Linked DNA regions of Mus musculus: region 2 is linked to region 1. The links are chromatin loops, found by intact Hi-C in ENCODE. Cell type or tissue: left cerebral cortex. All regions are shown on one strand. Each heading gives the region's core, and the rest is flanking DNA. Links, peaks and the distances in the headings are about the cores only. Region 1 has its middle 9.8 kb from the start of Zfr. Region 2 overlaps Sub1 (SUB1 homolog, transcriptional regulator).

Evidence for each region. Hi-C counts contacts between places; a loop is a spot of excess contacts. Peaks named below come from ENCODE experiments on the same cell type or tissue, not always from the same donor. Only the 100,000 strongest peaks of a DNase experiment are listed, where the experiment ranks them.
Region 2: a loop joins it to region 1, with 6 times the contacts of the local background. A loop is called at or near these places in 14 of 42 quality-filtered maps.

What each region holds. Positions count from the first base shown.
Region 1 is chr15:12,099,834-12,116,224 of GRCm38, forward strand. No RefSeq gene overlaps it. Among named protein-coding and RNA genes, the nearest start is that of Zfr, 9.8 kb to the right of the region's middle. In left cerebral cortex, for the core only: a CTCF peak has its summit at 8,520 (motif pointing right); DNase peaks (open chromatin) are centred at 4,150, 6,828 and 8,657; H3K27ac peaks cover 1,330 bases.
Region 2 is chr15:11,974,338-11,990,728 of GRCm38, forward strand. Sub1 (SUB1 homolog, transcriptional regulator) reads right to left here. Exons shown (of 5, transcript NM_011294.3): 4 at 12,119-12,227; 5 at 7,002-9,960. The coding sequence ends at 9,881. Among named protein-coding and RNA genes, the nearest start is that of Sub1, 13 kb to the right of the region's middle. In left cerebral cortex, for the core only: no CTCF peak of the experiment used is centred there; DNase peaks (open chromatin) are centred at 4,049, 4,484, 4,701, 5,135 and 4 more places; H3K27ac peaks cover 2,526 bases.

The sequences.
Region 1 (16,391 bases), core at 3,718-8,717:
GAGAGCTTACATCTTATCTAAAGACAGAGGGAAACTAGGCCTGGCATGGGCTTTTGAAACCTCAAAGCCCACCCACAGTGAAACACCTCCTCCTGCAAGATCACACCTCCCCATTCCTTCCAAACAGTTTCATTAGCTGGTAACCAAGTATCCAAACATATGAGTGGGCATTTACATTCAAAATAACATACATACTCACCTACAAAATACATAAAAATATAATTTTAAAAATTCACTGATATAAAAGGTGAGCTTTGGGGTAAGAGGCAGAGAGCTTCCACCCCCTTGCTGATACAGACAGCCATGACAGCTGTCCCAGGTAATCTAGATGCCAAAGGGAACTTAGGTAAAGGAAGAGTTACCATTCTCTGTGCCCTGTGTAAAACTTCTTAGCAGGGCTGGAGAGATGGCTTAGTGGTTAAGAGCTCTGACTGTTCTTCCAGAGGTCCTGAGTTCAATTCCCAGCAACCACATGGTGGCTGATAACCATTTGTAATGGAATCTAATGCCCTCTTCTGGTGTGTCTGAGGACAGCGACAGTGTACTCATAAATAAATAATTTTTTTAAAGAAAAAAATGTCAGTCAGTGGTGGTACACGCCTTTAATCCCAGCATTTGGGAGGCAGAGGCAGAGGCAGAGGCAGGCGGATTTCTGAGTTTGAGGCCAGCCTGGTCCGCAGAGTGAGTTCCAGGACAGCCAGGGCTACACAGAGAAACCCTATCTCAAAAAGAAAGAAAGAAAGAAAGAAAGAAAGAAAGAAAGAAAGAAAGAAAGAAAGAAAGAAAGAAAGAAAGAAAGAAAGAAAGAGAGGGAGAGAGAGAGAGAGAGAGAGAGAGAGAGAGGGAGGGAGGGAGGGAGAGAGAGAGAGAAGAAAGAGGAAGAGAAGAAAAGAGAAGAGAAGAGAAGAGAAGAGAAGAGAAGAGAAGAGAAGAAAAAGAAACTTCTTAGCAAAGAATCAGATAATGGCTTCAGTCCCTAGCTCTTTAGCTTATTAATTATGTTAATTTGGAATGTCACTTAACTTCTCTATTCAGTTTTCTCAACAAAACCCAGGGGCAACAGTAGTACCTTGCATGAAGCTCCAGATTCACTCCCCAGCACCAAAATACTAACAGCAACCCCTACCTTGAAGTGTTGTAAGAAATCAAACACATCTAGAATCTCGGTTGGCTGTAACATATAAACACTGAGTGCTTTTGACAGTTTTAGCATGGCCCTAAGGAAACGTCATGTTGCGTGAGGCAGGACATGGCTGTGCTGCCTCCTATCTGCTGTTTCTACAGACCATCTCACCATTTCAGAAAATTGCATCACCACTGTCCTAATTAGCCAGTCCCTGGCCCAGTTCAGTGAGCCTTTGCAACTGCTGTATCCCTGGAGAAGCTTACAAAAGGCACAAGCTCTGGTGTGGACAGTGTCTTCCCGAGAATGTTCCCCCAAACGCTAATATACAAGAAGACATATGAGTGTACTAGGAAGCTTTGCCCTCTCGCCTTTGCTTTATTCTTCAACTAAGGCAGCATATTGGTTTTTAATTATAAAATTATACTCTTATTTATTTAGGTTTGTTGTGAAAGCAGGTGAAGTCATTGCTTTTCCTGTAACTATGGTTAATGTCTCACAAGATGCAACTCAAAGGAGAATGGTTGCTTTGGGCTCACGGTGTCAGGGCATCCTGTCCATCATAGCGAGAATATAGTGGCAGATAGTTCCAAGGTGAAGTCTGCAGGAGCAGGGGGCTGAGACTCCTTGTAGCTCAGAACAGCAAATGGCAAAGAAGCTGGGCTGAGCTGTAAACCTCAAACCTCCTCCCACAGCGATCCATTTCTTCAAGCTAGGCCCCACCTCCCAAGCAGGCACAACCTCCCAAACATACCACTGGAGACCAGGTGGTCAAACCCGTGAGCCTGCACAGGACAATTGACACTCAATTATAACACGCTCTAGCTGTGTAGCCCAAGTGGCCTCTACTGCTAATATTTGTGCCCGTCTTCCAAGTACTGACCAAATTTTCACTTAAAAAAAAGGCAAAATTAGGAGCCAGTCAATTGGCTCAGTGGGTGAAAGTGCTTGTTCAGCAGGCCTGAGATCATTCCCCAGAGCCCACAGGAGGAGGAGAAAACCAACTCCAGAGAGCTTTCCTGACCCTCCACCCGCACACCATGGCACATGCGTGTCTGCGTGCGCATGCACGCGCGCACACACACACACAGCAAACAAACAAACAAATGGATGATTGAGTAGCTAAAGCTGATCACAGTGGCACACACCTGCAATGCCAGTCCCGGGAGGTGGGGGCAGGAGGACCAGGAGCACTAGGGGTTCAGGTCAAATGGACCAACTGGACCTACAGAGGGAGACTTGAGGAAAGAGGAAGGGGAGGCAGGGGAGGAGGGAGGGAGGAAGAGAGAGAGAGAAAAAAAGGGAAAACTTCAAAGTTATACACGTGAGAAAGGGGTTGGTGAGAATGTGTGGACAGAACAGAGAGTGTAACAGGGCTGAGTATAATAAAAATACATTATAGACATGTTTGACAATGTCATGATGAAACCCATCATTGTGTATAATTAATATATCTAATACAGTTACACATGCACTATGTGAAATTATCTATAATTCCGAAGAGAGTAGGATATTTTAATAAATCTGCTATAACAACAACAACAAAAGGCATAGAGCTGAGTTGAGTGGGTCATGTCTGTAGTCCCAGGACTTGGAAGCAGAGACAGGAGAAGCAAGAGTTCAAACCATCCTTGGCTTTAGGGAAAGGTCAAAGGCAGCCTAAACTACGTGAAACCCTGTCTCAACCACAAAAACAGGGGTGGGATGTGGCGTGTGGTAAAATGCTGCTCCAGCATGCGTGAAGCACTGGGGTTGGTCCCCGCCACCATACAGCACAGTGACGCCTGCCTGTAACCCCAGGACTTGGGCTATAGAGGCCGAAGGATCAGGAGTTCAAAGTCACCCTTGGCTGAATAGTCAGGTCAAAGCCAGCCTGGGCTCTATGAGCCTCTGTCTCAAAACAAAAAAACAAACAAACACAAAAATAAAAAAGAAATCGAAGCAAAGCAGATTTAAGGTTGAAAGAGAAGCACTGTTCTGTGGAGCAACTAATATTAATTATTTTTTAACTAAGTAACCCCTATGTTAAAGTAACGGTGCATTCAAGAATATGTAAATCATGAATTAATTTAAGGACTTTCTATGGAGTATGTATCTATAAATTACAATTTTATGTTACCTTTGCCCTTAATGGACTCTAATATCAATCAGTCCTTTCTCAATCACTGTGCACCAACCAGTTAAACTTACAGCAGAGGCCGGTGCTGCTCACCTTCCAAACTTGATGCGAACAACAATGCAGAGTCTGTACCTGTTTGGAGGTTAAGGTTACATCCACGAGAGTCACCCACGGGGCAGCAGAGCCTTCACTCCTGGTGCCAGTCGCCAGCTGCATGGATAGAATCTATTTCACCATTTGACTGTTAGTAAACGCTTGAGTAGCGTCCAACTGGGGACTCATTTGAATGGCTGTTTCTGCGAACTCTCTTGCGTATATCCGTTAGTAGGTATATAAACGTATTTCTGAAGTGCGTCTGGGCCACATGCACCCTTGAACTTAATGGATTCCATGAAATGGTTCTGCAAAGCAAATGGAACTCCTGGCATCTCCCCCAGACTCCTGGCAGGTCTACTTGCAACACACTCTCGTATTTCAATATTTCAATGTTGTCTTCTAAGCCCATATCACAGGGAATGTTATCTATAGGACTGTGAGACTTTGCTACACAAAACTAGCAAAATGCTAGCATGACCATGCTAGCTAACATTCATGTCCCTTCTGAGTGCATTCAGAGGCCAGTACCGCTTAGGGGAGCAGTTGGATACACTCAGGGTGGGCACCGCTTAGGGGGGCACTTGGATACACTCAGGGTGGGCACCTCTGGCAAATCTTACAAGACAGACGATGGAGGCCCTCAGCCACGTCCAGGAGACAGTTCTAGGTCTCCCCACTCAATCTTGTGAAATGAATGGCTTGCTCCAGACTCCTCCAGGCAGAGGAAGGGATTGTTCAGAGGCTTCTGGCCTCCAGCCCAGCTATGGCCACTGGAGCAGGAGGAGTCTGGGAGGGAAGAGGAAGGAGAAACAAGGAGGCTGTCTAACAGCTAGAAAGCAGACTCAAGGTAGGTGGGAACGAGGAGAGCCAGGGTACAAATGACTGTATTTCAAAGATGTATGCAAATCAGTGTAGCAGAACTAAGTTTTAAATGGAAAGATTAATTCATTATGTAGTGAAAACTTTTTATAGCCACCACAGGATCAAGTAATGGAAAAAGTACAGTCTCTTTTGCCTCTCAGATTCAACAACCTCTGGTTCCTTCACAATCAGCCTGTGCCTGGGGAAGTATGTGCATGGGACTCTTTGGCCAGTTATTCAGTTTCTCTGTTGTACTCTGTGTTTTGTAGACTGTTCACAGGGAGTAGAAATGTATTGGGCCATGGCTTTGGAGGCCATAAGTGTTAAGGGGCCAGCATCTAGTAAATATCTCCTCACTGTCATTATGTGACAGAAGGTAAAAGGCAAAGAAGAACTGTGTGTCCTCATATGGCGAAAGAAAAATAAAATAAAAAGAACTCACTTATGCAAGCCTTCTTTATAGTAGCTCTATTAATCACCTTTTTATTTCTGTAACAAAATACCTGAAAGAATGAACATAAAAAGAAGAAAGGTTTGTTTGGGCTTATGGTTTCATAGTTTTAGCCCACGTCCAGTTGGCCCTATTACTCTGAGACTGCAACAAGCAGTCCATTGTGACTCGAACAGGGCAGAGGAAGCTGTATATACACCTCATGGAAGCCAGGAAGCAAGAGAGACAAAGGAAGAAAACAATGATCCACAATCCCCTTTGAGGACATATGCCCAATGACCTAAAATGCCCCTGCTAAGCATCTCCTCTTGGGCTTCCAATGCATCCGAATAGTACTGGGATGAGCATCCATGTCTTTAATTGTGGGTCTTGGGGGGGGGGGGCATTTTTCATCTGAATTATGTCAGTGGCTTCAATCCATCAGCTCTGAGCAACTCTCATTGGGTGGAATTAGGGATTAAGCTCCCAACTTGTGAGTTTTGGAAGAAAAAAAGATCTGTAAGGTTATAGCACTGGGGTTAGGACAGTGTGTCTTGGGGACAGTGTGCCCAGCTTCCTTGCCAGTAAGGCTTATGAGGGAGGGGAGAAGACACACACAGCTTGTGCAACCTATTGCACAAGCTATCCTTTCCATCCGAAATCCAACCTGCAATGCTGGTTTAGTGAGACTACACTGGAATTCGGGGATCTGTTGGGATAGAGGAATCCAGAGGTGGTCCTTAGCATCAGGAAGTTGGAGAAACATAGGATTTAGATGCTCCGACATGAACATGTTTTCCAGTTCCTGAGGAGCACAAATGTGCTGTTGCTTTATAGAGATGCTGAGGCTGACAAGATGGCTCAGCAGGTAAGAGTGACCAGAGTTAGATTCCCAGGACCCTCGTGGTAGAAGGAAAGAACTGACTCACAAGTTCTCCTCTAGTCCATGTGTGTGTGACACATGCACACACAATAAATATAGTAATTTTAAAGGGAAGTTTCTAAGCAATAAAGAGGCAACACATTATAATGATATACAATATGTACATATATAATATATATACATATATGTGCATATGTGTATATATGTATACGTATATACCTGTACATACTCACACACACACACACATATATATATGTGTATATATATATACACACATTATATATGTGTGCGTGCATATATATATATATATATATAGAGAGAGAGAGAGAGAGAGAGAGAGAGAGCGAGAGCCTGGTGAGATGGCTCAGCTGGTAAAGGCACTTGCTGCCAAGTCTGTCAACTTGAGTTCAATCTCCAGGTTGGGGTGAGAACCAACTCCTTGCATGTGTCCTCTCACTATCACAAATATACTGTAACACATGTGTGTCCATACACAGGTATGCAAAAGAAATAAAGAAAATGTGACTTTAAAAACTAAAATGTATCTACTGCTGGGCACTGGTGGCGCACGCCTTTAATCCTAGCACTCAGGAGGCAGAGGCAGGTGGATCTCTGTGAGTTTGAGGTCAGCCTGGTCTACAGAGCTAGTTTCAGGATAGCCAGGGGCTACACAGAGACGCCCTTTCTCAAAACAAAACAAAACCAAGCAAAGAAAAATCTAAAATCCCTCATTGGCCCTTTGACAGAACGTCAGTGATGGTGGTCACTTGGTATTATCGCTTTTCCACACACCACAGCTTTTATTTGTAATGGGCCTTCGATTCACAGAGAGGAATAGCTTCGCAAGGCACCCTGGTGAAGAGCCCAGCTCAGTAGTGAGGGTGCATTTGGAATGACTCTACAGACACACGAACAAAGGAGCGCCCGGAGACACAGCGCTGAGGGGGCACAGCGTGGATGAACGTTTTCCTCGCGGTAAAGTGCATCCTTAGGCCTTTGCTGAAACCACAGCTCAGATAAATAACACAAATGACACAGGCAAGGGTCTAGGAGGCAAAATCAGAAAGCAGCTGTGTGCCTAAGAACGGCTCACCACGGAAGGATCGCTAAGCCGAACAGCCCAGACACACTGGTCTTACTGCCTGGATTGGTCCTTCTCCCAGGCCAGCCTCTGCGCCTCCACACACTGCTCTTCCTCGGCTTCTAGGCTGTTCTTGTTCTGTTCCTTGGCACGTTGGATCAAACTACTCAAGCTGAAGATGCCATCTGTTTTCTGCTAAGATCTTAACTAGTGCTGTGTAATATACCATGTGCTCCAGGAAGCAGAAGCCGAAGAGTGGAATTAGCTTGCTCATGTGTGGGGGAGGTACCCACAGCTTCATTCTGCTCTGGACCAGGGCCATGAAGAGAAAGAACCTGGCATGGATTTGCATCGCGGGTTTTCGCACTAGGGCGGCTGAGAGCACAAAATGGAGTGAAGGGGCAGGATAAGGCGTTAAAAACCCAGTGACTAGCCAACTAAGAAAGCAGACATCCAGAAAGCCTCAGTGGTCATTTTAACTAAAGCCCCTCATCTGTGAAGTCACGGTGTGGGGGAGGGGAGGCATACCTAGAACTGTGAAGTCACGGTGTGGGGGAGGGGAGGCATACCTAGAACTGTGAAGTCACGGTGTGGGGGAGGGGAGGCATACCTAGAACGTAATTAAGGGCTGCAGTGTTTCAGCATCAATTAAAGACCAGATTTTGGTTAAGTTTTGAAATTAGGACACAGGTGTAAAAGGACCCAGCATAGAATGGGTCCACGTGGATGGGACAGGAAGAGCTCTGTCTGACCCTTTCTATACTCCCTGGGCTGCAGCTGCCCCAACAAAGCTTCTATACCGAGGCTGCCTCACAGAGACTCACATCCACTGTACCCATAACCCGCATTACCTTAAAGCACAGTGCTTGGGACACATCTTAGGAGTGTTGAGCCAACATAGGTTAAGTTGGGATATACTCTCCTGTTGCCTGGGCCCTAGGCTACACACCGCCTAACCCTGCCTGCCCTTGGGGGTTGGGGGTGAGGTGGCACAGAGTCAATGACACAGATTCCAGGAGCAGGTGAGGCTGCTGCAGCAAGCTCACCCCAGCACTGCTGTAAGCTCCTTTAATCCCCTCCACCCAGGAAAGCATCTCTTCTAAACAGCAGTTCCTGACTGGCCAGCATTGTCTGCGTAAGCCATCCTCAGTCTCTCAGGCAGTCCTTAACTAAGTCCTCCTGCAGGAGATGCTTTTGTGGCTACTGGCCCCACTCTTCCTGCTACACTCTTCTACATCCAGAAAGGCCAGTTTGGGTCTGTATCATCATGAACAGGCAATGAGGCAGATCCAAGTTCCAGTTCCAGCAGCTTTGTCACTGGACATTATGAGCACAGCAATGTCTGTGGCAGACGAACATTCAGTCCTCTAGTGAGCACCAGCAGCAAAATCAAGCACAAACCCTTTAAGGTTTTACACTCAGACTGTGTCAACTCTGTCAGTAGCTACTCATCCAGGGAAGAATCAACTCCTGAGAAGTTTCTGGGTCCTGGTAGAAACTGAACCACCGAGTATGAGACCCTACAGCACTCATTCTTACTTCATTACTGTAACAAAAAACCTGAGGCAGTTAAATTGATGAAATAAAAAATGTAGCTCATTTTTTAGAAATTCAAGAGTAAGCACCAGTCATCTTGTGGTGAGTGGTGGCAGTGTGACATTGTGGGAGCCTTGGTGGGTAGTGGGCAGTGTCACATTGTGAGAAGCTGTGGCAGATGAGGGTGGACAGTACCACATTGAGGGGAGCACATGGTTGAAGAAGAGGTCACAACTCAAAGGCAGAGCCAGAGAACAATACACAATTTGTGTAGTTGAAACTCAGAGGGCCTAAGAGAACTACCTCCACCTCTTCCAACACAGAGAGCTAAGCATCTCCACCAGGCCCCGCCTCTTAAAGGCTCTATCTCCCAGCACTGCTCGCTCACTGAGGATCAAGCTTCTAACACACGAGCCACTAGGAGGCACACTTAAACAGTACCCAAACCACAGCAGACATCAAGTTCCCTCAGACAATGAGAACTGCCAACCACAAATCAAAGACAATCTGATTTCCTAACCACCAAATTAAACATGTTCAGCATTCCAAAACAGAATCTCCTGCAGACATGCACACATACATGTGTACATATCAGGGTGGGTCAGTTCACTAGGCGCTAATGAGACTATTAAAAGCAAATGACGCAGAATCTCTGAGCCTGGTGGCATAGACCTGTACCCCCAGGTATTCAGAAGCCTGAGGCAGCAGGCTTACGAATGGAAGAGCTGCCTGCACTAGAGTGTATCCAAGGCCACGTTGAGCACTTGGGTAGACCCTGTCTCAAAGTATAAGAAAGGAAGGGGAATGTAGCTCAGGGGTAGAAGCCCATAGGAAGCTCTAGATTCAATCCTCAATACAGAAAGAAGAAAGAAAAAGGAAGGAAGAGAGGAGAGGGGAAAGAGAGAGGAAAGAGAGAAAATTCCAGAATGTTGTGGTAACAGTTCTTTTTCCCTTGCACCCTCTTCTTGTAGCTATTTGTACAACCCCATAGGGTTCCTGTGAGTGCCCGACTCACCAGCAAAGCAGACGCCACAACAGGAGTCTTCTGCAACACGTTTATTGGGAGAGCATTTACTGCATAGGCAAGAAGACCCTGAGCCCAGAACTGGTGCTGCTTATATAGGCCTAGGAGAGGTGTGACTCACATCCAGATTGGTTATGCATTCTACCTCATTTGTATGTTCCTCATCTGATTGGTTACTCTCTCAGTACCTCACTGAGCCTCATTATCATACCTCATTTGCATGTCTCTCATCTGATTGGTGATTCTCTCTCAGTACCTTACTGAGCCTCATTATCATGCCTGGGCCAGGAAGTGACTTGGTGAAAAACTTTAGTGCATATGTACACATTGGTTGTTTATCCAGACTTATGCATGGTGGCCAGCGGTAGCCAGCGCCACCTTGTAATGACATATGTGGCTTCCCACAGGTTCCCTATGAAAAGGGAAAAAAAGAAGGAAATCAGGGCCTGTGTCAGTGATCAGTCACGTGGAAAACAGGCATGAACCGCTAGTGTTGATGACTGTCACCCTGCTGCTCTGCTTAGGGGCATTCTGAGGAGACACGGTGTTCTAATTTTAGAACATATGCTGCCAAAGTAAGCACCTGAAACACAGCATCAAAGGCAGGTCTGCAGGAGTGCGCCTTATCATTGGCTTCCTATGGAAGGATGGTCTGCACACGGATCTAGACTTGAAAATGAGTGTGAGTTGATAGGTTTGCCAGATGACCAGGTCCTAGGTAAAATAAGGCTAAAAATTTTAATAATTCATATAGCTGTCTATAGTGTTTAAGTGTCTATATGCTTAGTCATACATGAACCGAACTCAGGTCCTCTGGAAGACTAGCAAATGCTCTTAACTACTGAGCCACCTTTCCAGCCCCGGAAGATGTTATTCTATTTGTGTAAAAGTATACATATGTATCAAAAAATTAGAATAAGAGAGATTTGTGTTAATAGACTTAATTGTGGATTGGAATATTAAAAGGAATTGAATAATGCAAAAAAAAAAGATAAGAGAAAGTTATGACAAGCAAGTCCAGGTACATTACAAACCTTTCAGAAAGGTCACAGGAAGTCAATATACTCGTGACCCATGTATCTGAGGTACCCCAGACTTAATACACACCATTGTTCATAGCAAAAGAACTCTGAAGATGTGATTAAGGTGATCCTGAATTATCCAAACAGATTCAAAGATCCCAAGAGAGGAAGACAGAAGTATAAAAGTCAGAGAATGAGGGCTGGAGAGATGGCTCAGCAGTTAAGAGCACTGCCTGCTTTTCCAGAGGTCCTGAGTTCAAGTCTCAGCAACCACATGGTGGCTCACAATCATCCATAATGCAATCTGATGCCCTCTTCAGGGGTGTCTGAATTTAGCGACAGTGTACTTACACATAATAAAATAAATAAATCTTTTTTAAAAAAAAGAGAGAGAGTCAGAGAATGAGCTAGAGACATTACTGCTTAGATGATATGCTTGTAGATGATCTCTTAAATGTTTGCCTCTTTCATTAACATAGATAGATAGATAGATACATACATACATAGATAGATAGATAGATAGATACATAGATAGATAGATAGATAGATAGATAGAAATACACACACATATTTGTGTGTGTGCGCACGCATGCACATGGCACACGCATGTATGTGTAGAGGCCAGAAGATAACCTCAGTCAGCTCTCTTTCCACCATGTGGCTCCTGGGGATAGAACGCAGGCCATCAGACTTGGCAGCAAGCATCAACACCTGTGAGCTGTCAAGTCAGCCCTTCTTAACCGGTTAAAAGGTGGCTCCTGGTGAGGAGAAACCACAAGGATGTTAAGGAATTAGGACAAATTCATGTTATCAAGACTGAAATGAAGCTCAATGGTGGAGTATTTGCCTAGCATGCATAATGGTCCAGTCCCCAGAAACACACACACACACACACACACACACACACACACACACTCTTCACACAAAGGTCATTGTCAGCTAGTAGGAGAGCTGGGATTTGAACTTGGATCATCAGATTCCACTACTACACTATCCCATAGAGTAGGCAGTAGTCACAGGTAAGTCTTTACATTTAAATTTATATAGCTTCTGTAACACCAGTTGCATTTCAAGTACTCAGTAATGGCTACCATGTTGAGCAGTTAGAGAATGATTTCATATTGAAATAAAATCCTATTGGATAGTATTGCTCTAGAGTGTCGTTCCAAATCAATATGCCTTTTAGCATTTGCTTATTGATATGGTTATCAGTGTCTAAGTGAGAACACAGTGGCTGAGACTCTTCAAGCTGCATTTATTTTTATATCTTCATATATTTTTAGCAGTGCTAGGGCTGGAATCCGTGGAATCGGTAGTGCCACCAAGTTGCAGCCAGCCCCTCCATGCCTTTAAATAGTTATTCCTCATGACTGTGTGGAGTTCTTCAAGTTCTTCAAATTCTTAGGAATGTATTACCGACACAATGAAACCCTTTATAACACTAGTGTTTGGATTTGAGATTTGGCAGTGAACACGGTGAGTCAGAATGTCAAGGGAACCAGGAGGACAAAACTAGGTTGGTATTTCCTTATACGCCTGTTATCACGATGGGTGGTAGCTGGGGGTGGTAGTGGTGAAAGGTATTGACTACATATGTCTTTAATACGTTGCTGTCAAGTATTTAAGTGCCTACTTATTCTAGGCATGGTGGCAGACATTGGAAACTCAGCGGTCAGATGTAGTTCCTGACCCTGAGGGGCTTATGTTCTTTCCTGAGAGGAAGAGAGATACACAGCTAGGAATAACAAGTTTATGAGTTGGGAAACGCAAAGAATGGGAGGGAGGCTAACTAGGGAGACAATGATGAATGTTCTAGAAGTTCATAAGGGAGAAACAGCCACAGGCACTAAGGCGGAGAACAAACATAGCTGGTGACCTACCACCAAGATCACATGTAGTGAGAGGTTCCTCCTACATGTTTTGGGATCACCATATATCATAAAGGATTGGCCTGCTGGAGTCAGTACGTAAGCCGATAAAATTTAAATTCTGCCTCTGCGTAGCTTACTGGTTTTTTTTTTTAAAGAACCACTGGAGATGATGTATTATAATATACAGGACTGTTCACATGGTGCCATTTCAAAAAAATCGTAGATTCCTTATATCTCCATAGAGATTGGTTTAGGAGATCTGACCCTTACAAAAAGATCAGTGGCCTGCTTAGGCAGTCTTAGGCAAGACACGTGTGAACTAGGGAAGAACTGGGGCAGGGGGAGGAAGAAAAGTTTAGATATTAAAGAAAAGATGCTGGGCATGGTAGTACATTCTTATCACTCCAACAGTCCTGAGTCTGAGGTGGGAGAATTGTACATTTGATGCCAATCTAGGCTGCCTGCATCAGGGAACTCTGTCTCAAAAGGTAAACCAACAGTCTCCTCCTAGGTGTGAGTCAGCAGAAATATGAATAGAGGTCATAGCAAGAACTCCCATCCCTGTGCACCAAGTGTGATGGCCCACAGCCACAGTCCCAACACTGAGACGAAGAAAGCAAGACTGTCTCCAAACTTGACAATGGGGCTTCAAAATACTATGCTAAGTGAAGAGAACTAGACCAAAAAGATAGATGTTCTTAACGTTTATTCATATGTCCAAAATACACAAATCCATAGAGATAGAAAGTACTTCTATGGCCAGGCCTGAGGTGTAGCTGCTGGGTAATCCTCACAGGAGGCTGAGGTGGCAGAATTGTTGCCAGTCTTGGTTACATTGTAAATAGCAACCTAGACAGGGCCACAGAGCAAAGAAAAATGGGGGAGACAGACTTGGATTCAAAGCTCTAGGTTCAATCCCTAGAATTTGAAAAATAAACAAATACCCAATCAGGGGTTGGGAGAAACTGAAGACACATGATTGCTAATTGGCATAGACTCCATTACTACAGTGAGAAAAATATTTTCAAGCTCTGGGAGTTCTATACCTCAGAGAATGTATTAAATGTCATTGAGTTAAATACATTAAAAGAGTGATTCTCACAGTATGTGAAATACAGCCTTTCTTTTGCGAGGCTAAGTTGAGACAGTCTCACTCTGCAGGGCAAACTGGTCTAAAACTCACCACAGGCTGGTCTCAAGTCTTGCTCTTCTTCACTCTAGTTAAGAGTTATCGCTGTGATAAACACTATGACCCAAAGTAGCGTGGGGGGGGGGGGGTGGAGGTTGATTTGATCTTACAATTCTTAGATCACATTCTATCACTAATGTAACTGAGGGCAGGAACTCAAGGCAGAAACCTGGAGGCAGAAATGGAAACCATGCGGGAGCACTGCTTAGCACCAAGGATCACCATCCTCGAAATGGCACTACCACCTCCAGTGAGTTGGGCCTCCCCCACACCAATCATTTATCAAGACAGAGCCCACGGACACGCCTACAAGAGAATCTTCTGGAGTCGTTCTGACAACTAAGATTCCCTCTTCCCAAATATGTGTAGGTTTGTGTCAAACTGACTATAAAAACCAACTAGCTCTTGCTATTTATTCTTCTTGATACATAGTAGCTAATGTGACCTGCTTTCTGCCTGGTTTATCTGTATTCCACAAGGTCTCTCAGGAAACCAGGCCTCAAAGGTGCAGTTGAAGACAGGCTTTCTCAGATGAGCTCCACCTTGTGGCTAACAGAACTGCCAATTAACATTCTCTAATTTGTCTTCGGATGCTAGTTGAGGTTCATAATTATAACCCCAAATACTGTGGGACTCCAGCACTGCATTCTGACTCATCAAAGCATGATTAAGCTGTGCATCCTCTTGCTTGATCACTCTTCAAGTGCTTTCTGGTGACTTGTCACTAGGCATTCGATATTGGCACTCTGCGCTCAGAAAGATCATAGTTTGGTGGGAGAACTCCCCACCCACCGAACCACCACACAATAAAGTTGTAGCTGTGACGAGGCAACTGGGCAAAATCGCACTGTGCTCTGGGAGCACAGTCACAATCTGATCAACCGAAGAGGTCACAGAGGGGACATCATGGCGGGATGCGGAGGGCAGACTGCATTGAGTTTAGTCCTCCACTACCTAAGGCAAAGAGAAGCAAGAATTCTAGGCAAGGAGATTGTAAGATGCCCTGTGTGGGCAGAGGGGACATGTAAACAGGAGGTCAGGGTTGTTGACATGATGAGAATACGGCGTTATAGACGGTGAATAGGCAGGAAGGCCAGATCATGTAAAGTCTTGAAACTTAGAAGTCAGCTTTGTCCTGAGGAGGATGAGGAGCACAGGCTTACCTATGTAGCATAGGTCGCTGACTCCAGTCAAGCACGTCTTTGTGTGTTTACCTATGTACCTCCAGTGTGTGAGCTTGTGAGGGCCTGTATACATATGTGCATGTGTGTGGTTGCACATAGAAGCCAGAGGTGGATGTCGGATGATCTTTGCTCTCCCCCTCAGATTTTGAGGCTTTTTTATTTTCAACTGCAGCTGAACTGAGCCCTTCTGATTGGACTGGCTAGGCAGAGAACCCCAGGGATCTTCCTGTAGCGTCCCACTTCTGCCCTTGTCCCCGCAGAGCTGAGGCTGCAGGTGCAGGCCATGGGGTGCTGAGGCTCAGCACTCTGGTCGGCATGCTTGCACGCCATGGACTGAGGCTCTCTCGATCTCCATCAGTTGCTTATTTGTTGCTGGTGCTATTTTGTTTGGAAGCAGGATCTCATGTATCTTGGGTCAGGCTCAGACTTCCTGTTTAGCTAAGGATGGCCTTGAACGTCTGACCTCCTGCTCCTATCTTTCCAGGGCTGAGATTACAGGGGTCATCAATTGTGCTCAGTTTATGTGATGATGGGGCTTAAAGCCAGAGCTTCCTGAGTGAATGCCAGCTTAGGCAAGCGAGCGCTCTACCAACTCAGTTACATCCTCAGCTCCAGGAAAAGTTTGTTTTCTGTTCTTAGCCCAGGGGATTGTATGCTGCTGTGTGGCCTGGCTGGGTATTCTGTGACATACTCCTCAAGCTTGAAGCCATAATGAAGTTCTTGGATTGTAGGTGGATATTCTGCATGGAGTATTTACTTACTAGAAGGTTGGTTTTAAAAAGAACATCCAGCCTTGTTTGTTTGGTGTGGGTGTGTATTACACAAGCAGATAAGTAGACGGACAGACAGAGATATACTTGTGTGTATGCCATGGACATAGGTAGAGGTTAGAGGAAACCTTGTAGAGTCAGTTCGCTCCTTCCATCTTTCCATGAGTTTCAGCGGTCAAACTTGAGCCTCCATGTTTGCACAGCAAGCACCTGAATCCTGCTAAGCCATCCCTCGGGGTCCCAGTTTTGGTTTTGGTTTGTTTTTAATAAGAAGTTTAGATGCTGCTTTAAATCAGTCCCATCTGACTCTTACCACAGCACTCTGAAGAATACTTCTTCTTCTGTATTTAGTGTATGCCTGTGTATATGTGTGGACACGAGAGGGAAGGTCAGGGGACATATTGTACCTGCCTGGGCCATTTGGCTTGATAGCAAGCACTTTCACCTGCTGAGCCATCTCAATGGCCCATATGAAGAAGATGCTGTTATTCCTATCTTAAGAGGCTCCAAAAAGTTAAATAACATTAATCAGAATATCCCCCTGCTAGCTCCCCCAAGACCCAGATCTTTTTTTTTTCTTTCAGTCTGCTCCAAACATCTTTCCTAAACAAGGTGAGGGCAAGCTAAAGTACTTACTATAGGCTAGCCTGTCACACCCCGAAGGACCATCACCACCAAGAAGCCAGTTTCTACTTCAGTTCAGTGTAAGTTATCAACACTGTAACTCTATCCTCTCAAGACAAGCAGCCAAACAGAAAGCCAGCCCTTAACAGAAATCAACAATTGCCACCCGACTCTTCTCCTCCCATTTAATGCAAATAGCTTACTAGTGGTGAGGCTTATGGAAGCAGCTGGCTGCTTAGCTAGCCTAGAGACTTCATTGTTCCGTGAAGTTCAAGGCAAGTCACCTTTTCAACACAGTTCTAATGCCCCATATGTAGGAGATTTTTTTCCCCCTTAGCAACACAATTGGGAACCATCAGTGTTCTCGAAAACAATGACACTGATTTTCCCCCAAAGCCCTACATTTTCCCTTTGAAATGAGAAAAAAGACAAACCAGGCAGGTTCTCAGAACCTGTACTGTTGTAGGAGGTGTGGGGGTTGACGCCAGTGGGGACTGAGGCAATGTTTGCCTTAGGTAGACTAAAGCGCTGATTTCCACGGGTGAGTTCTGATTCACTCTGACTGTTTTAAGGCTCAT
Region 2 (16,391 bases), core at 3,683-8,682, 130 kb before region 1:
GCTGTTCCTGTATGAGCTGGGTATATCCTATCTCTGACGCATTCTGTCAAATCCTTCTATGACCTGTCACTTTGTCTGCCCCTCAATTATACAGCACTTTCAAACATGGCTGTTTTCGTCTACAAACCAACCTTACCTTCATTCTTTGGAATTAAAGGTGTGTACTAAGGGCATGTCTGTAGTCCAGCCAGATCACAGACCTCGAAGGTCTTTCGATGTGATCCCTTGCCAGAGCAGCCATGTTGCTGGACTAAAAGTCAGAGGGGCCATCTGTGGTGTTACTTCCTTAGTAGAGGCATTAGGCTCACAAAACTCCCAAGGTTCTTCAGTACAGAATGGAGAAAGCTTAGCATTCCTTCTTTCGTTATCTACAGTAATACCTTAGGTCCCAGTACTGAAGGGACGGCAGCTGCTGGGATATGTCTTGCTAAGGGGAAAAGGGAGGCGTGACAATTGCTCCTGTGGGAGGTTTGAAGTTCCCAGACCAAAAGCTCCCATCTTCCTTCCAACCACAGTCGTCACTTGAACCAGTGTTTGCCCTGACAGCCAAGCCAACCCTGACCCGGTCCACAGCTGCTCTACAACCACTGGGAGAGTAATTCAAAGATGTCATAAATGTTTCTAACTCTTATTTCTATGTGATTATTTTCTCCTTTCCTTACACACCTTTATTCCAATGAAGTGTCTAAAATTTTAATCCCACTTACTTAACCATAGTTACTAGGTCTACCGAGGTCATGCTATCTGGTTGCAGTGTCTACTGGACTAGAGTAGGAGTAACTAACTCACTTCGCTAGTTAAATACGCTAGTTAAGAGCGAATCTGAAAGGGTTCCAGAAAGCATCCTACGCTCACCCACCGTAAAGATCCTGGTTGGTTGGTTAGTTAAATACGGCAGCATTTCCAGAAGAGAAGGAAGGTTCTCTTTCTGAAAAAGGGTAAGTCAGCTTAACAAAAACATAGGTGGGGGATGAATGCTCTCCTCTGTCGCTCCCCTTTCTCCTCCTGAAGTTGAACACCATCTTCCTTTGCCCTTGGACATGGCAACTCTAGGTCTTAGCCCTCCAGCCTTGGACCAGAAAGCTTCACCCTTAGCCCTGGTCGTAGGGCCTTCAACCTTGTTAGCCTTGCTTCTCTGCTTCTCCAGTCTGTGGTCCTAAGTAGGATCTTAAAGCTCAATGATCAGGCAGATGCTCATCCCAATACTCTGAAGGCAGAAACAGGCGGATCTCTGTGAGTTCAAGACCAGCCTGATCTATGTAACAAGTTTCAAGGCCAGTTGGGATTACATAGTGAGTTCCTGGTTGGTTGGTTGGTTGGTTGGTTGGTTGGTTGGTTGGTTGGTTGGTTGGTTGGTTGATTGATTTGTTTTTTTAAAAATCAACCTCTGACTTTGTGAGGCAGGTTTCCTAGTAAGCCTTTTCTTACTTCCTTCTGCCTTTCTAGAGAACCCTCACTAATGGAGAGGACTTCATAGAGACCATGGAGAATAGTAAGCAACATTAAAACATGTGTACCCCCTGAAAGTATTAGGTCCAAAAGAACAGGGTGGCTAAAGGAGCTAAGTTGGAAACTGAAGAAGTCACAGTTCTTTGAGACTCACAGTGAGCCAGGGTGAGCAGGGAGCCCGGCTGGAGAAACAAATGTCTAACTCATGTCTCTCCCTTTGATTTCCCCACAGGGATCCACACTGGCCACGGCTGGAAAGGGGGAAAGTGTGTTACCACATTCATCCTGGGCAGCCGGCCAGATAGGAGAGATGAAGAGCGAATCTGAAAGGGTTCCAGAAAGCATCCTACGCTCACCCACCGTAAAGAGCCTCTGAGTCCAGAGCCAATGGTGGACCGACTCACGATCATTTGTGTAAAAGTGGACAGAGGGAGCGAGGTCAGGAATTTAGCACTTTTCTTCTTTTTGCCAGCATCATCTTCACTAATGGTTAAGCTTTTATAGTCATAATACACAGGATGCCCGGCAATCAGCCAAGACCAGACAAAAGCCACCACAGCCCTTAGACTCAAGCCCAGCTCCTCCTGTCCCTCCTTCATGAGGTCTGGCCAGGATGAAATCTTACTAGTACCGTCGGTTTTCTTAGCTTAGCCTAAAGCAGTGGTTCTCAACCTCCCTAGTGTTTCAACCCTGTAGCACAGTCCCTCCTGCTGTGGTGACCCCCAACTATAAAAATTACTTCATTGCTTCCTATCTGTAATTTTGCTACTGTTACGAATTGTACTGAAAATACCTGATACCAAACTTCCCAAAGGGGTTGAGACCCACAGGTTAAAGACTACTGGTTTAATGGATCAGCAAGGGGTCATCTGAGCTAGCTGGAGGTGGACGTGTGGACAACTGTTGTTTCTGCAGCAGTGGGGAAACGGGAGATGGACGTAAGAAACCCAGCAAGATTCGCCGGGTCAGGTGCTAATCCTAGCTCTTTATTCTAAACAGTGAAAACTAGGGCAAGGGTTACTTCAATAAAGTCCATTGCTACATCAATTAACAAAAAATTCTGCCATCCTCCTGTGCCTGCTACACAAGGACATAAGTAAATAGGGGCTCAAGGTTTAGAGTTAAAAGATGGGAGTTCAAATCCCACCCCTGCCACTTTTGCTATTTGGACCACATCAGCGATTCTCTGGAGACCTCGACTTCTTCCTGTACAAAATGTTGTCTGGTTTTTTTGTTTTGTTTTTTCGTTTCTCAGAGAATGAAAATCGGGTGGAGAAATAAATGCCCCACAGCTGCTACCCATGGTTCTCTAGCCCTGTTCTCAATAAATGTGGACTCCTAACCCACATCTGTGTATATAACAGGCTCCCCACAGGGCAGCTCACAGTAAGGGATAGTTCTACAAAGTTAGCAGGCAAACCTGTCTAGTTCAACTTTTCAACACTTAGAGGAAGGAATCCTAAGCAATCTTAAGCTGTGCCCTCCCACACATCCCTGATTACTGCTACAGTTTTAAAAAGACAGGGGGGAAAAGCTGTGGACCAGGCATGGTGATGCATGCTTTTAATCCTGGCATTCTGGAGGCAGAAATGGGTGGATGTCTGTTAATTCCATCTGGTGTATGTAGTGAGTTCTGGGCCAGCGAGGGCTACACAGTGAGACCCTGACCCAAAAAAGTAAGCACATAAATATAAGTTAGCAAACCCAGTCTTGGATGCAATTCGGATTCATCTCTAATGTGTACACCATCAACCTTTCTGAGATGCTTTTCGGATGAAAGCGGCTTCTATTTCAGGGACCACCATGAGGACTCAATTGTGCTGAATTATCAAGAGTTTCTAAGAGCCTCCTCTGCCTAATAACTAATGGCTGTAGAATGAGCAAGAAGCCATTTCTCATCTTCAAAAGCAGCAGAGTTCCCAGGTTACATGAATGTGGGTATGGATGCCTAGATAACAAAAATCCTGTTACTAACGTCTCTGAAGAAAGCCTTGGGACTTCTGAGAGTATTTTTAGTGGATTCATATTCAAACTTGAACCCCAGAAGACACTTTCAAACCTGAGGCATAAAAACGTGCTGATGGTCTAGGGTGGCATTTCAAAAGTCACGCCAGGACAACCCACAAGGAGAGGAACGTGAAACCAGCCGACTCAACCTAAGTGTTTGATAAAAGAAGGCAGGTAAACTCTTTCTCCTCTCGGATGCCCACCCATGCCCTGCACGCCTCTACAGCCTACACGGGCCACCTAATTGACAACCTACTTTTCCAACTACAGACTTTCTCCCGCATTTGACAGCTTCCACTTTCCCCCCACGAGTCGTCAGCTCCAGTGAACCTCACTTAGGAAATCTCAGAAATGACAGTTGTGAAAATCGAGAAAAAAGAATTCCCAGAATAAATCAAAAGGCATAATTAAATGATCCCCAATCCTAGATTGAAAGCTTTCCCTAGAAGACATTGGGAACATGACTGTCTTGAACGGGTGTCTGAGGGAGGGAGTATTTAAGTGTTCTCTTACCATTCTTATACCAATGTGCATTTTTAGAAAATAAAGCTGTTGTGTTTTGGACATGAAATTTCTCCCATAGGCTCGTGTGTTTGAACATTTGGTCCCCAGCTGGTGTCACTCTTTGGGGAGGTTATGTAACCTTTTGGAGGTAGCTCCTTGCTGGAATCTGTCACAGGAGAAGGCTTTAAGGTTTGGCTTTCACTTTTAGTATATATATTTCATACCTGCACATAACATTTATCATAGCCATCCCACCCCCAACTCCTCCCAAATCTACCCCCATCCTAACTTCATTTCTTTTATAACCTACCTAGTCCAGTTTGTGCTGACAGGATTATTTAGAGGAGTCAAGCCGGTGGAAAGGGGTGTTATACATGGGTGTCCTATCTACGACTGAGCGCTCCCTAGATAATGTCTGTATTGGTCAGATATGAGTTTCTGCATTAACCAGTGTCTACTGCACAGAGAGACTTCTCCCATGAAGACAGAGCTGCAAATTTAAAGGACACGTTGCTACTATGACCCTTTAGCAGAACAGCAGTAGTACATCCACTATGGTTCGCAGCAGTGGGGACTTGGAACCTCTTAGCCATTAGTTCTTGGCCAGATTAACATTTCCTCCTAGGCACTGGGCCTTAACTCCAACCAGAAAGTCATGACTCCTTTAACATGTCACTGCTGCACCCATGGTGACTCCTGTAACATGTAACTGCTGCACCCATAGCCATTATCTTGGCACAATGGTCACTACTGTAGCTCCCAGAATTCACAGTTCAAGTAAAACTGTTGACTCACGCCCCCTACCCCCTACAGCCTACATTGCACCTTCTGGTACTATGAAAGCTGGCCAGAGATTTCCCCACGTCCTGCTACCAAATATGATGTCTTCAGCAGCGGGGTCTTACCAGGTTCTGATGGGCAAACATGAGCAACAGCCTTTTTTTTTTTTTTTTTTTTTTTGTGGTGGTGGGTGGGAGGGTCACCTGACCAACAACTCAAGGAGAGGCATCCCATACTAGGCAACCTACGTAGGGTAGCTCCAGCTAAACTCTTGTATATATAGATGTATTTGTAAATTTAGAAAGCATGATTTCCAAATGGCTTTCTCAAACATCCTTAGTGCTATCCCTCCCACAACTCCCTCAACTGCCCCCAATGTCCCCACTGAGTGCCGTCCTCTTAGTGTGGCCCACTTGCTGTCCTTGCTCTGCTTCTTGACCTTCGATGCACTGTGACCAGCCAGATTGCTACTCCTGTCCCTGTGCCTTCCCTACCTGCTGCCACACGTCTTCCCCATCATGATGCTCACTCTGAACCTCTAAGCCGAACAAATACAAAGCCTTTGTTCCCTTGTTTCTGCCAGGGTATTATATCACAGCAATAGGAAACTAAACAAAACTAGGCCGGAAGCTAAACCCATCAACAGGACAGTTAAAACTATAACGTCCTAGCATTTTCTAGAACACACAATTTCAGATGTGTTCTAGGTTTTGATGGTAGAACTACTTGATCCAGTTTTTCTCAAACAAGGAATATTATTGTATCCACCTGAGATTCAGAGGCAAAGTGCAGTCAGAATCAGAGAAAGGAAGTGGTATATGTCATCATCTAATTACAGTAGTGATCCAGGAGCCCCGGGCCCAGGGGAGAGGGCAACCCACTTCCCTCTTCACCTGCGTTAATTTCTCCCTCCCCACTACACCATGAAGTGGGCTCAAGGACCCCAACTAACTAGCAGTAGTCTGGGCATGTGCCCTGTTGCAGCTGTGAAACGCAGCCCCATGCCAGAAAGGACACATGAACACCATAGGGCCAACAGAGGAGAGAGAAGGGGGTCACCACAAGTGGGTACTTGGAACCAAGGAAAAGCCTAGCTCTCATTAGGGGGTCTTCCAGCTCTGGGACCCCTCTCAGTTTATACTGCTTGCCAATAAAACTCTGCTCTCATTTCAGACTTTTTCTATACTTCTCAATTCTCTGTTAGAAGATAATAAACTGAACTCTAGCCTGCAACAAACTCTTAAGAAGCCTGCAATAAAACATAGGAACAAACAGGGTCAGGTCACTATTAGTCCAACGCTAAAATGAGTTCAATTCTAGAGACTATGGACTCTGAAGACTGTACGTAAGGCAGGAGGGCAGAGGCCTGTCTTAAATGGTCAGCAACAGACCACTGTGCAGTAAGCAAGCACATGCAACATACTGCACGTATGTAAAATCTGTTATCCTATTAACTTCATCTAGACTGCAGGAAGCTCAAGTACTACTTTGGTTTTCCCTTCTAACAGGACATTTAAGTCCACGTTTTATTAAAATCTAACGCTAAAAGTCGCATAAACGTCCTAAGTTTATTTCTCCTTATTGAAGTTCATAAATAAAAATGTGAACAAGCTCTCTACATAGCTGCGTAATACAACTTGACAAGATGAAAGGGATTTTATAAATGAAAATACAAGTGCACTGTGGTGATTTGGATGAGCCTGGCTCACACATTTGAATGCTTAGTCACCTGGCAGTGGCACTACTTGAGGACTAGATGGTGTGTTCTTGATAGAGTAGGTGTGGCCTTGTTGGATGAAGTGTGTAACTAGGACTGGGCTTAGAGGTTTCAAAAGCCCAACTAAGGCCCAGTATCTTTTCTCCAGCTGCCTAAACATCTGGATGTAGAACTCTCAGCTACTTCTCCAGCACCATGTCTGCCTGAGTGCTACCATGGTCCCTGCCATGAACATGATGGGCTGAAGCTTTTATACAAGTTGACTTGGTCATGGTGACAACAGTGACTAAGACACACACCACAGCATCAGACTGCACAGCACTTGCAGGATAAAAACTTGATGCTGTGCACTCCTTGGCATTTGCATATATTTTCCCATTTGGCTCCCATTAATCCCACACCAAGTCCCCGAAGTCTTCAGATTTAACACTTGAAAGCTAGTACAGATTCTAGAACATCCAGAGAAACATTACTTACAGCAGATAAAGGTGTGTGAACTCACTCCATCTTCAGGTGTGTGAACATGGGATAACACAAAGGGTGTGTTTCTTGTTTTTATTCAACATTTAAAATATTCACAGGTGGAATAATAGGTTCATTGACACCTCCACGGAAGATGTACTAAACAAAGCATACAGTCATTCCACAATTACAGAGTCACATACTTCTCACTAGATGCATGTTTACATTATAGTTTATCTGGAAAAAAATACCTTTCTTAAGAAAAAAATCTTTAGTGTTTCACTACATTAATTTCTATAAAAAGTGAACCACAAAGAAATTCAGAAAAGATACCTAAATATAACTCAACGGTTCTGAAGACGTTCACAGGCTCTATGGCAAGCTCTGTGCTAGCGTTCCTGTCAGGAACGCTTACATAACTGTTCAATCCCTTCCTCCCTTTGCAGCCAGACCAGGATGCTCTTTCCCCACGGTTTTCCCCACGCTGCTGACTCCAACACTACGCAGCACAGACTGGTTATCACAGCGTCTTGACTAGGTAAGGAGGTAGTATTTCTCAAGATTTTAGGCATTTGTGAAGCAAACAAAAGAAAATCTGAGTTTTTCTTTTTCAGTGATTGTGGAAATTGGCCAAAGGCTTTTTACCCTAAGAGGAAAACCCATTTGGAAGCCTTACTATGGAGCATATTAAAGGGCAAAACCTGGCAGCAGATCTAATTATTTTAGTGTTACAAAATAAGATATTATGCCTTAAAATGTCAAGCCTTCTTCCTGGGAGAAAACTTACTATGATGGTTATTAGTTCAACAGAATCTAGAACTACCCAAAAGATAGGCCTCTAGGCATGATGTCTGGAGAATCATCTTGCCTGCTGTGGCCAACTCCAGCTCCTGGGCTCAGGTTAATGAGACAAAAAGGAACTGAGCATGCAATCACAGCTCTCAGCTTCCTGGCTATGGAGCCATGTGGCCAGATGTCTGGAGTTCCTGCCACTGTGACAATGCGACAACGGACTGGAACATGGAACTGTGAGTCAGGATAAACCCTTTCTCCCTTGGCTGCTTCTGTCAGGGCACTTCACCACAGCAACAGAAAAGAAACTAAGACACTGAGGAGAAAGGCATCTGAACGCAAAATAGAAGGACTGTACCCTTTCTTTTCCATCTGAAAAGTCCTTCCTCTTCTTTTAACTCAATTTTCCTTTTCAACACACAAAGAAAAATAACAACAACTCTGGTATAACATTAGTGAATGTATTTAGCTATCAACCTAACAAATTATGCCCGAGAAAGCTTTCCACATGGAATTTTATGCTAAGCAGCTAGCAATGCCTAGGTAGCAGACGGCAGATCTCTGCAATCGGACAGCTGAAATGTACATATAACACATGGCCTCAGGAATTTACCTGTTATTCTCCCCTCATCTGCACCAAACCAGTCTTATGTTCTAACTATCCTTTCTTTACATGACAAATAAGGAATACTTTATAAAATCAATGAAATGCAACACATTATAAGAGGATCATCCCTCAAGAATGAGCTATGGTATATATCTTAAACCCTTTGATATATATGTATCAATTTGGAGTAACACACTAAAAAGTTACCTAAAGAGTATCTGTGGGGAGGACAGTTAACCACATGAGGCCTGGCAGACTGTTTTTTAAATTTAATCCTTAACAGTTCTATAAAATGCTTAGACGGTGGGACTCAGTATGACAGTGCAATTCTGATATGGCAGCCCTTAGTGGCAGCATTTTTTCACATCTATAAATTGTCCTTGTTAGCTATTATTCTACGAAGACCCATCTTAATGTTATCACCAACATATCATGTGCACAACATTTAGTTTCAAGAAAGTTCCTTTCTCATCACAGGCTAGCTCCCTTCAGTGTGGTGACTTTCCTTTGCAAACATTTTCCCTCAGAACACTATGCCCTTTTCATTGGAGCAATGTCCCTAAAACATGTGCCTGTCTGCTTGCTTAATCATCACAATTGAAATGAAAACCAATGGAAATGTCTATCAAACCTAGTTAACATCAAGTCTGGAAGTCACTTGTCCAGATTAACTGTAGAACAGTCAACTCTAAAACTGCCCACAGAACCTACCACAGTTGAGCTCAGTGCCACATCTGACTACATAGAATCCACACATTATTAGAATATAACAGTAGGCCAGTAAGTTTCACACTTTTTACAAGTCTAATCTAGTTTAATATCTGACTTTATAACCATCACCCTAGCACAAATGTTTACTGAGTGACAGCTCATCAGACATCAAAGTCACTATGTTCTGTAAACTAAGCAACATCTACACAGAGCACTATGAATAATGACATACACTTGCTTGGAGTTCTCATATAAGTCATGTTGCCAAACAGATACTAGTAATTAGCACAGTAGACTTAGGAGGCAACAAAACTGACAGTTTGACTTTCTAAATAAGCGTAATCTATCTGAGTAAAGAGTGATTTAAACTTGAGCACTAAGAGAACTGAAGAAAAGATAAGTTATTGTGGTAGGGAGAAGTCCTGGAGAGGAAAACGCAGTAAATCTGGTTGGAAAGAAAAAGGCTGAGTATACATTTCACAAAGCAATCTAAGAAACTCAATGTAATACAAATCCTTCTGAATGTAAGCTGACTCAACAGTGTGCCTAGTTGTTCTTTTGGCCTTAAACAGTAACTAGGTTTTTTTGATCAAAAAAGGGTACCACAGTTAAGATTGTAATGATCTGACTTTATTTTACACACTAGGTAGGGGGCACAAAGCAATCCTCTTTAATAAACTTGACAATTAGCTTCACTTAGAACATTTTAATAATGCACATTAAAAAAAAGTATTTGTCTTACAAATTGTTCTGCAATCCAAATATACAACAGCTTGGAAAACAACATTTAGAAAACAAAAGCCAATGTAAAAAGACAACTACAACAGTACAGGTTTGATATGGCTCAGATTTTACAGCTTTCTTACTGCGTCATCTATATCAGAGATCTGTTCCTTCAGCTGGCTCCATTGTTCCATGTTTAAAGAAATACCTAAACAAGGTTTAAGAAATACAAGGTGAAAATCAAGCCTTTTGGGGGATTTTGATATATACAAATATTTGAATCAAAACTGTCATTTCACTTATGTGGATTTTTAGTGTTGAGAACAAAACCCAGATCTCAGGCACGCCACATACACGCTCTATTACACCAGCTGCCTTTTGAATGGCAACCAGAATATTGAAGTTTTTATGAGCGATCTATATTGATATTAAAATCTTAAATTTTTTAGTCATAGGTTCAATTTTATATCCAGTTTAACTTCCAACAGTGCACCTACATAATGCCTATTTTGACCAATAAGTACAGTAACAATCCGAAGATTGTCACAAACATATAGAGAACCAGATTTGGCATTGGCAAATTTATATCCAGACATTGGCAGTTTTATATCCTGTCTCTTCCAACATTTGTTCCATATTTCCACCAAATTTCAATGTGTTTAGCTCTGTGCTGAGTTCTTCCATCAGCATCCATTTCACTTTGGGAAACTCCTTAGAGTGACTCAAAAGGGGCATGGCAGAGTGCACAATTCAGATGGGTATGGGTGCACTCTGGAATCGTGCTATCAAGAGTGACACTCAGCTTCACCATCCCTAGCTGCCTTTCCTAGACTCAGTTTCTTAATCAGTAAATATGACTTCCACATCAAAGGGTGGTTATAATATTTAAATCAGGTACAATGAAACCTCAATCCAACATCCCATACACGCAAACAATGTATTTTTCAGAAAACTGCTGAGGGACCATGAGAATGTAATAGGCAGCAGCAGGAAGGAAGCCTGTGAGGCTAAGTCAGTTCCTTAGGAAACATATGCAAGAATGAAATCAAGGATTAGCCACTGTGGAAAATCCTGAATGAAATCTCAGACAGAAATAATCAGTAAAGATAAAAAAGGAAGCTTCTAAGACACACTTGAAAACTGCATCAAAGAAGTGTCACCTTTAACAGTGGGCAGACTAGTACTAGAAGAACACATTTTTTTCCTTTTATTAAAAAAGAATACACATTTATTCACTGAATGGGTGCACACATGCATACATGTATGGGCCCCCCTGTGCCACAGAGTTTTCCACAGTATAGGTAGTATCCATTCTCTCCTTTACCTCATGGGTCCTGGATCATACGGCTTGGCACCAAGTGCCTTCACCTGCTGAGGCACCATACCTTACTGGCCCAAGAAAGCATTTCCTCAACTAAATCAACCCATAGAACTACATAAATTTAGGTAGTGTAGTGTTAATCTTTTTCAAAGTTTTTTAACATGACCATGTACAACAGTTTCACCTGACATTTTCCTGCATGTATATAATGTATCTCACCCTCCACTCCCTTGCTATGCCCCATTTCCCACTCCTGCCCATCGCCTGCCTCTTCCCAACCAGTCCCTCCTCTACTATGTGCGCGCCTTTGTCTACGCTCCCTGGAGCACAAGTTAACAGTTCATCTTGACCATCAACTCAATGGATTTAGTTAGAACCATTATGAACACACCTCTGTGAGTGTCCACAAGTATCTGTGGACAGATTAAACTGATGAAAGAAGACCTGCCCTGAATGTGGGTGGCCCCACCCGCCTAAGGCCTCAGTGACACCAAGCCCAGCCCCAGGACACTCTTCTCTCCACATCCTGACTGGGCCCCACGTGAGCAGCTGCCTTCTGGCTGGGTCGAATAAACCCTTCTTCCCTTAAGTTGCTTTTATCTCCTATTTTGTCACAAGAAAACTAAACATAAGTTGGTGCAAATGGTTTCTAGTTACTTTGTAACAGAATAAACTGTTTCTACATGCTAAGAGGCTTGAACTGGGCAAAGCACCAATACTAAGGGGATAGAGACCTTTAAGGACTCTGTATTAGAGAACATCTTGCTAGAGCTGAATCCAAAGCAAACACTAAACCCAGGAGTTTGCTACTTCTCATTTTACAGTTTCCAAAGTAATGCCTAATCTGCCTAGGAACTGATAAAAATGAAGTTAAAGTTAGTGATCAATTCAACGTGACAATAGATGCTGTTTTCCTAGGTTTCATTACAAACTGCTTATAAGAGGATCAACCAAGTAAGGCCAATCCTTAACCTGTATTCCCTGTAACATTTTAAGGCAAGCATTCAATCAGTATTAACATCAAACTGAAGAAATAAAACCTCACCTTTTCTTCCTGGTTTCATTTCACCTTCTGAATCCATCCAATATTCTCTAATATCAATTAGAATTTTTCCTTTGAAGTCCCGAACACTGACATATCTCATCTTTCCAATCTAGCAGAGAGTGAGAAAGAAAATGCATAAAGAGAGGTTTTGAATTTATATTCACAACTTGCACTTATAATCCTGGAATAAGTATTCAACTGCAATTGGAAGGGGGGGTGCATGCATGTATGTATGTCCACAGAATGACTTCAAGTGTCTTTATCATTCTCTGCCTTGCCTTGAAAAGATCTCTCACTGTTAAGTTGGCAGACCACAGAGTATCCAGGAGCTGTCATTTCTGCCCCTCAGTGCTGGGATTATAGCCATCTGCAGCCAAATCCAACTACCTCAGGGGGGTGCTGAGCATTAAAGCTCTGGTCTTTCTTTGTACAAGCATTTCTGCTTATTGAGCTATCTTTCTTCAGTCTCACTTTAAAAATTATGAAATTTAATATAACACAGTAAATAGAATGGATGTCCTTTGACAAAAATAGAAACATAATGTTCCAATAATCCCGCTTTGAGGGCAAAACATATACTTAACAGACCGGACATATTCTGAGAAATGAATACTCAGAAGATTCTCCTGTGTGAGCATCAGAATGTACTTAGTGAGACAACTTACACACCATGGTACCAATCCTAGAGTATCCTCACTTATATGTATGTGTTCAATTGACTGACACTTGCGGCACATAACTGCACATCCAAAACAACTGGCAGTAGAGTCTCCCAAGAGATCTTAACTATCCTTAATTACACTATTCATAATAGCTAAGAAGTAGAAGCAACCCAAAAGTCTATCCTTAGATGAGGACACAAATAGAACATGGCTTACACATGCAATGGAACACTATTCAGTCTTTATATAGGCAATCCTGTCTATGCTATAGCGTTAAGTGAAATAACAGCAGTACAATCTGATTCAACCTAAATGAAATGCCTACAGCCTAATGCAGTAAACTCAGAGAAATCAAAAAGTAAAACACCTCAGAAGGCAGCAACAGGCAGCTGTGTTCAAGGTTAGCTTGGTTTACACATAGCAAGCTCCAGGCTACCAAGGGTGTGCTGGCTGAACAGAAACAGCTAGCTACCAATGAGCTGGAATGGTTGGCCCACAGGACTGCAACTATTGGGGAGTGTGGCCTTGTTAGAGTTCATATGACCTTATTGGAGGAAGTGTGTACTGTTGTTGGTTTAAAAAAAAAAAAAAAAAGCAAAACACACAAAACAAAATCACAATCATTTATTTGATTTTACCAATGAAGTCTTGGGAGCCAGGTGCTGGGGTGGAAAATTGCTAGCTCAGAGAGGCAGAGAAAGCACCCAGCTGACTAACCTTCCTCCTTAGCCCAAGTCCCACCAGAATGCCCTCTCTCTCACGCCATGTCAAACAAATTCCTTCAAACTCAATGTCCCTCCTTCTCCTTCCTGTGCATTTCTGTCCTCCTGACTCCTCTTGTCCTCTACGTTTCTTAATGATCCTATGCTCACTTCCTGTCACTTGCTCTGCCTCTTGACCTATGGTTGACTTTGTTTAATCCTGTTTACAATATTCAAGCAGCAAGTGCTTTGACTAAAGGTATGTGCTAAGGCTGAGCCACACAACTAAAAACAGGTTTTTCCAGTAAATACAATCTCAGGGTTCACAGTGTGATCAAGTATCTTACAACACTGTACACACTTGTAGGGGGTGGGCGTTGAGGTCTCATACTCAAACTATGCCCAGTGTGGCTCACAGTAGCTTTTGCTGCCTTCAGATTAAGATACAGAACTCTCAGCTCTTCCTCTGAAGACTATAAAACCTCTGAAACTATAAAAGCCAGCCCCAATTAAAAGTTTTCCTTTACACATAGAGTTGCCATGATCAGTGTCTTTTACAGCAACAAAAACTGTAGCTAAGAGACAGGCCTACATACCGAGACCCTGTCATTTTTAAAAAATAAATAAAAAACCTTATTTATACTGGTGGCTTAACACAAACTATGTGGTTTTTGAATGTCCCCACTTTCTAGATTCAGTACATGTAAGGAAAGTGTGTACTAAAGCAGACAGACATAGGACAAGAATTAAGAATGCAGCCCAAAAATAGGGCATGCATTTAATAAACTCACCAAGTTATTTAGGAAAGATCCAAAGTATTCAAAGGAAGGGCCGCTGTTGTGATGTGAATGAAAATGGCCTCCTTAGGCTCTTAAGGAGAGGCATTATTTTAAAGGATTAGGACACCTGGCCTTGTCAGAGTAGGTGCAGTCTTTTTGGAGGAAGTGAGAGTGAACTTTGAGGTTTCAGAAGCTCAAGCCACACTCAGTGTCTCTCCATTCCGGCTGCCCGTGGAATTCAGCTACTCTCCAGCAAGTCATTTGCCTACCTGCCACCACGCTTCTTGCCATGGTGACAAGGGACTAAACCACTGAACTGTAAGCCAGCTCCAAGAAAATGTTTTTCTAAGAGTTGTATAGTGCCTCTTCACAGCAACAGAACACTGACTGAGACAAAAGTCTTCATAAAAGGCAAAACTGTAGGTGTACGCTACAGGTGGATCTCTGTGGGTCTAAAACTAGCTCTGTTGTGCAGCCAGAGCCATACAAAAAAACCTTGTCTCAAGAAACCCAACAAAAAATGAACCAAAGCTCTTTTTTTCCTAGTGAGAAAAAAAAAGTCATCCCCTAAAAATAGACCCCATTTCTCAAAAATCTCTACCAAAAAACAACTTTTAAAAGTCATGGTAATACATGTCTACAGCCTCTGCTCTTGAGGAGAGGCAGGAGGATTGCTAAAAACTCAAATTAGCCTATTCTATATAGTGACTTCCAAGTAAGCTAGGGCTATTAAAAACAAAACAAACAAAAAGACCCTCAATTCAGACTCCCCCCACCCCATCAGGCCAGAGGTAGAAAGGAAAGCGCACAGCATGATGGTAAAAGAAAGCCAAGATACAGTTATGAAACTGGATATTCCAAAGCCCTTCTTTACAAACACTACAAAATACTCTAGTCAATTATATATTTATCCTGCCCCAGTTACTCGCTGTACTTAAGTCAAATAGCCCTGGAAGATCTCCACCAGACTTCTGATATCAGCAAGACTTCCCAGGCTTCAACCACACAGGCTCTGTAGTTCATACACAACCCGAGCTCCTTCCCACTTCAAGGTATTAACTCAATTTCCTGCTCTTGAAAATGCTCCCTTTGTCCACACACCGCACCGATCACGTTTTAAGATTTAGGTGCCTTATCTTTTTAATGAGATTCTCATGCCTACTCTCTCAATCTGTTCACTACTTCTCAGGACCCATTGTCATTTTTACTATGCGTATGTAATCATGGTTCCCTTAAATTCCACAAGGTTACAGATCACATTCCACATGGATTACTAGGACCTGGCAAAGCCTGAATGAAATAGAGCACTGTAAGCATCCAACTTAATATCCATTTGAAGCAATAACAGCATTCTTTTACATTCCTCATCACATACCTTCACCTATATTCTCTATCAAACCAACCTTTGCCCCGAAACTATACTGAAGTCGAAGAACTGAAACCTATAACTAAATAATTAATCTACATTTTCTTTTTGTCTATTTCTTTCTTCTACTACTTTTAGTTTTCTTTCACCACTTTATCTACTTACATCCTTTCTCCTCTCATCATTCATTTGCAAATCTCTCATAAGCTGCTATCGCCTCCTCTCTTTGGTTTGTGTTCTTTGGTGGTTGGCTATTTGGTCGAGCACGTGTAAAAGCCAACAAGAATAATTCCCAGCCAAGCCCCCCAGGCGCTACAGGAGATCCTCAGTGGCCACATTTGCTGGCAGGTCTACCTTACAGCTGGTCTTTCTTCATCACCGTCTTTGTAATCATCACTCTCTCCCTTATCAATACAAATGAAAGTCTATATAACTGCCTCCATAATCTCACAGCATTATTTACTTACAATGCCTCATCTCACCGATCAGTGTTTGCAGTGAAGCAAATACTGAATTGCTACAAACACTTTAATAAAGCCAAGACACCCAGCAGCCCTCCCTGGGGTTCCCATCTCACTCCATCTATTCTCTCCGATGCCCCTTTCCTTAAGCTCAGACTCCTGGTCTAAACACGCTATCCCAGCATTGTCTGTACCCATACACTATTGTCCCCAGCCTTCTGTTTCTTATGAAGCCTAAGTTATGCCATTTCTCTCAAATACTATCAAATTTACACTTTCCAGTCAAATACTCATCCTACTTACT